Linked DNA regions of Homo sapiens: region 2 is linked to region 1. The links are chromatin loops, found by intact Hi-C in ENCODE. Cell type or tissue: PC-3. All regions are shown on one strand. Each heading gives the region's core, and the rest is flanking DNA. Links, peaks and the distances in the headings are about the cores only. Region 1 overlaps LINC00973 (long intergenic non-protein coding RNA 973). Region 2 overlaps LOC105374002 (a long non-coding RNA gene).

Region 1 (2,923 bases), core at 138-2,637:
AAAGCTTTGTTGTATAAGCACTGATATTTCAGAATGTCTGTTGCGCCAGCTAGCATTAATTATTCTAATAAGAATACTAGTACCTCAATGTGAAGTGTTGGTATAAAAACAACCTAAAACATATGAATTTGCTTAGTGGGTAATGAGCATCAAGGAAACTGATATCAGCAGCTGAAATGATAATGAGAATGTGTTTTTCAGTGGTGAAATATTTGACAAAACCATCATATGCAGTGACTTGGAAGTCAGCTCATATGGGTATTGAGCCAGGAGTTTAGAGACAAGGGTAGAAAATAGAACTTTAGTACTGTGCATTGGTGGCTCTTATATAAACTCAGAAAGAATTGACCGTGGGAAAGCGGATTGGAAGATAATTTGTAGGGAAAGACCAGAAATTCAGGGACTTTCAATCTGGAAAGTCAACTGCTTCTATACCTCAAAAGTAAGAAACAGGACTAAAAAGGCTTTGAGTGACAAATACCCAAGAAAAACTTTCAGTTCATTCAAGTGTTTCTAGGCAAATTCAGATTAAGGGTATAATCTTCCCATTTAAGCTCAACAGCCCCAAGATAGCCTCAAAAAAGCAAGGCGCATGTATGAAGAAGCACAGAAATAAAGCAGATCTGAAAATCCTATTTTGAAAGCAGCTTTTAGTGTGATTACTGGTATGTAAAATTTACTTGTGATATACAGATCAAAAGCCTCTTGATAGATTGCATTGCCAAAAATACTGGAACATGACCAAAAAAGCATTTGATTGAAAGCAAGACGAACCTCCAAGCTGTTTTCATGTGAATGGCCTGAGAAAGCTATTCAGCATCCAAGGAGGGCATGTACTTCCAATATCCACTTCAGATCCACTGAAGAAGAAAAAAAGATACATCCTGCAAACATCTATAGACAAAGAGATGCCTCCTATAAACAGCATCACAACCTAAAGATTTAAGGAAGCTCTCTCAACCCAGAGTCTACTCCCAATGTCTACTCAGTTGGATTTCAAAACTTCCACAGCCTAATGACCACTGGCTGTCTCCCTTCTCCCCCTCCCCAAATCAGAGTGGGTTCTGCTGTTATCCTGTCCTTTTTGTTCATCATTGTCTACTGGGGAGTGGGGATACTGGAAGAAAACCTATCTTTGTGGTTGTTAAGTGTCTCAATAAGGGAAGCCTCATCTGGACCTAATGGGCAGACTACATTAGGATGTATACACACTCTGAGTCACTGCTGAGGTAATATAAAGGAAGAGAAAAAGTCTCTTCATATTTTAATGATTTGAACTCTTTTGCTATTAGAATTTAAAGCTTTCATTTTTAGATTTTTAATAATTTTGCTGGATTTTGAGAGGAAATTTAGAGATGGTAGAGAACCAAGGTGGATTATTCCTAACTTTGCATCACCAATGAATACTGAGGGAAATGTTTGTATAGCATAAAAGCTGATATTTCAGATCCCAGACTACTGCTAGATGGCTGCACCCCCGCATTATTATATCCTTAGGTAAGGGGTAATTCTATTAGTTAAGATTCCTTTGGTTGCATATGACCACAACCCAACAAAAATTAATGGAAAGAAAAAGAGAAATGAGTTGACTCATCTGGTTAGGAAGCACACTGAGATAGATCATTAACTTGGAAGAGAAGCCACAGAGACCAGTGATTCAGGGACTGAGTCAGGGGCCTCAGGAATACCATGATGCTGTTGTTCTCTGCTTCTCTTTGTATTTGGCTTCTTTATTTTCTACTCTTTGCAGTCTCACTCCATGCATGAATTGACGGCCACTGACAATTCAGATCCACATTCTTACAGGTTGCATGCTAAGCATGAGAAAGTCATTCCTATCTACCTCCCACTGTAAGGTTCTGGAGAATAATTCTGATTGGCCTTGTTTAGTTGATATGTACACTGCTGTCAATAATAACTGTTCTAGTGGATGTGGTACCGCGACTGGCTCAGCCTGATTCATGTATTCAACTATGTGCCTGGGAAGGTAGAGGATAGGAATGCAATGATCAATATGTATACCAGGACCATGTAAAGAAGAGAGGAGTCTGCCAAAGGAAAGGAAATATTGTAGCTATGAAAAGGAAGATGGAAAAGTTGAGTGGGCAGAAAAAAGAGCTACCAGATTCTTCTAAGATAACCTAGATACAAATAGCAATGCCCACCATGGAATGTACCAAAAAAAAAGCATACCTGTGAGCAGAGGCACACACTTTTCAATCTAGGGCAGCCTGACTTTAATCAGTTCTAATGATTATCCAGACTCTTTGTCATGGTTTCCTCATTTCTCCATTTTGAACTACTCCCACTCTTCAGTAGAATACATGGATCCCCTGGGACAAGTAGTATGATTATAATGATATTCTACTGCCTCCTTCTCATTCTCTTCCAGGCTTGGGAGTGACCCCAGATTGAGTTCACATGCTCTCTAAAGCACTAAAAACCACAATATTTATATAAGCCCATATACATTTTTATTAAATGACTAAATGCTTTGTAATTACCAAATACTTTCTAATACCTCCACCAGATTAATGTTTCTACCATGTCACTTTATGTCACCTCTTAATAGAAAAACACATTCTATTTTCTTTAAATCCTCCTGAATAAACTACTAAGTCCAGGCTTTGAAAGCATTCAATAATGTAACTCACAAATATCTTTGCAGTCTGATCTTTTACTATTCTTTTATTCATGCCTTCTTTTTCATACAAAACAGACTACTCCCTGTCTCTAGGATACATATCATTTTTTCATCCCTCCCCATTTATTTACTAAGTCAACATATATTGGTTGCTTATTTATGTGCCAGATACTATTATAAGTCACGGGGATGCAAAGATGAAAACATGAACCCTTTCTTCAAAGAGTTTGCTCTAACTATAGAAGAAACATACATTGTAGATAATTACAATTCTCTGTG
Region 2 (2,923 bases), core at 322-2,821, 57 kb after region 1:
TGAGGATTATTTTCCAAATCAAACACACCCTTTAAGGTGCACTGGTGTTCAGCAAAGACAATTATTTCCCAGAGACCAATTCTGTAGTTATCAGCGTTTGGTTCTTTTCCCTCCTCATTAGGTAGAAATCTGGGAACTGAAGACTTAGAATTTGACGTGAGGTGAAAGGGAGATGTGAATAAAGAAAATTTGGAAGTATTATCAAACTTCAGATTTAGAATAGGATCCCATCATTTTCTGTTATGGGCAAGGAAACTGAGGTCTAGAGAGATTAGGAGCCTTGCTGGAGGTTATATAGCACTTTCAAGCAGAAATTGTATACAAGAGTCTTATCTAGGGCTGTTTCCATTATCTCACAAAACTTAATTTCTCAGAATCCAAAGAGCATTTCAACTCTGTACATCTAATTCTCAACTGCGTTGCCAGCAAAAGTCCCACAGGAAAGGATACAGGCATATAGCAGGGGAGGCCTGCAGGTTACCTAAATCATATTATCTCAGATATACTAGCATGGTCACTATTCACATTTTACTGCTATGTTAACCATCCATGTATAATTAATTTCCTAATTTCTAGGCATGATAATAATGTTATGGAAGGCAGTTTTCACATGCTTTTACTAAAATCCTTTGAAATCTCCATCAGAGATAAAATACTAGACTGAAGCCTTCTTCTTGTCATGACCCATAAGAAAATGAATTGGTTAATTTCCTAAAGTTCCTAGAAAAACCAAGAGTGTGAGAGAGACTGGGGCAAGAGATGGAGAGAGAGAAAGAGAGTAAGATGGTTGCAGTAGATGAAGATGCAAATGGAAAATGCTAAAAGTTAGTCATGTTGCTGATATATACAAATGTTAATCTTTTAAGAGAAATATTTAACATTATCATCCACTGGCAGAAATTAAATACCTTCTATAATAAATTAGATTTCTGGCACTTTTGCCTTAAATTTGCTATAACAAATATCTTTTAAAAAGTTTATAAGTGTTAAGAAAATATGAGTAATAAACTTAGGAGAGTTGACTGAAATAAGTAACTGAAAAAAGCATACAAGATAAAGAGAAAAATGTGTCCAAAACACTTCTGTTCACAGAAAGAAAGTGTCTTCAGCGGAATTCAGACATTTAGCAGCAAAGTTGGCTGTAAACATTTTCCCAAACAGTCAACAGGACAAAGAAAATGCTCCTGTGAGAACAGTAACCAGATCTTAAGGCTCTGGTCTTTGATGTTTGAAGTATTTCCCCAGAACTGCCACAATCTTCTTTCTCTCCTACCCCACTGGAAGATCACAAAAGTACATTCTTGTTCATTCCCTCTTTCTGTTATCCTGCCAAAAATACACAGTCACTGATAAAGCTCACCAATGATTCATTACATACCATCCTCCTAAGGTTTCCAGTATAAATGCCATTTTTAATGAGCCTCTTTTGTTTCATTAATGCTAACAGACATTTAATAGCAATGATGGGTGCCAAATGATTCTTACGGTACCATTTCATTGAAACCCAGATGTTTCTGCACAGACAGAAACAAAGGCACCAGCCCCCAGGTTCTTTTCCTACATTCTAATTTCCTTAGCAGTTGGCTGAGCTTGGATTCATTTGAAAGTAGGAATAGTAAAATGTAACTATTCTTTTTATATTTCCCCTTTTCCCTATAGATTAATTTGATTTTCTTCATTCTTCCATTTTTTTTTTTTTTTAATGAGACGGAGTTTCACTCTGTCACCCAGGCTGGAGTGCAGTGGTGCATCTCGGCTCACTGCAAGCTCCACCTCCTGGGTTCATGCCATTCTCCTGCCTCGGCCTCCCGAGTAGCTGGGACTACAGGCACCCGCCACCACCACACCCGGCTAATTTTTTGTATTTTAAGTAGAGACGGGGTTTCACGGTGTTAGCCAGGATAGTCTCGATCTCCTGACCTCGTGATCTGCCCGCCTCAGCCTCCCAAAGTGCTGGGATTACAGGCATGAGCCACTGCACCCGGTCTTTTTTTTTTTTTTTTTTTTTGAGAGGGAGTCTTGCTCTGTCACCCAGGCTGGAGTGCAGTGGAGCAATCTCGGCTCACTGCAAGCTCCGCCTCACGAGTTCACGCCATTCTCCTGCCTCAGCCTCCCGAGTAGCTGGGACTACAGGCGCCCGCCACCATGCCCGGCTAATTTTTTGTATTTTTAGTAGAGACAGGGTTTCACTGTGTTAGCCAGGATGGTCTCGATCTCCTGACCTCGTGATCCGCCCGCTTCGGCCTCCCAAAGTGCTGGGATTACAGGTGTAAGCTACCGCGCCCGGCCTATTCTTCCATTCTTTACTGATTAAGAAACATGAAATAAAGAATGAGAAAAAGAGGAAGAGAGATAAAAAATTAAAATTTAGGTTGAGAATCTATTTTTATTTTTAAATATCTTAATGTAGAGTAAACAACCAGAAATACAATAAAATAATACACACTTTTGAAACCCTGTAAAAAGAAGCCAGAACCTGGGCTTGCCTTGTGGAGGAACTGTAGCTTCTTGGAGCCTCTATGTGCTACAATGATGGCCCTCTCCAAACCTATCCACTTTGAGACTTGATTAGAATCCCCAGTTCTGCCCCTGGGTTATGCATCTGGGTTGCATGGGTAAAATGGTCCTGGACAAGTATTGCTCCCACTGCCTCATAAGATGTCATTCCCCAAACAAACCAAGTCCCCAGAAGCAAGGATCATGACAAAGTTGTCTAGAGCAGCATGCAGAGAATAAGAAAGGTAATATAAACTAGAATTCCACTTTACCCGCATTGTCTTAGAAATGAATGCCTATTATATTCCTTTGGTGTGAGGTCCCAGGAGAAAATTTTGATCATTTCAGAGCAGCCTTCTGTCATTGTTTGGCAACTAAGTAGAGAGACAATAATCAGAAGAGAGAATATGGGTGCAACAGCATCAAT

The links. A loop is a pair of places that touch in the nucleus more often than their neighbours do. Peaks named below come from ENCODE experiments on the same cell type or tissue, not always from the same donor. Only the 100,000 strongest peaks of a DNase experiment are listed, where the experiment ranks them.
Region 2: it touches region 1 in a loop (3-fold over the local background); 9 of 110 quality-filtered maps call a loop at or near these places.

The regions. Positions count from the first base shown.
Region 1 is chr3:98,961,409-98,964,331 of GRCh38, reverse strand. The region is part of intron 1 of LINC00973 (long intergenic non-protein coding RNA 973); the gene reads right to left. Among named protein-coding and RNA genes, the nearest start is that of LINC00973, 48 kb to the right of the region's middle. In PC-3, for the core only: no CTCF peak of the experiment used is centred there; DNase peaks (open chromatin) are centred at 1,171, 1,641 and 2,411; H3K4me3 peaks cover 2,500 bases; H3K27ac peaks cover 2,500 bases.
Region 2 is chr3:98,904,840-98,907,762 of GRCh38, reverse strand. LOC105374002 (a long non-coding RNA gene) reads right to left here. Exons shown (of 2, transcript NR_189121.1): 2 at 2,367-2,870. Among named protein-coding and RNA genes, the nearest start is that of DCBLD2, 4.6 kb to the right of the region's middle. In PC-3, for the core only: no CTCF peak of the experiment used is centred there; a DNase peak (open chromatin) is centred at 1,322; H3K4me3 peaks cover 726 bases; H3K27ac peaks cover 1,143 bases.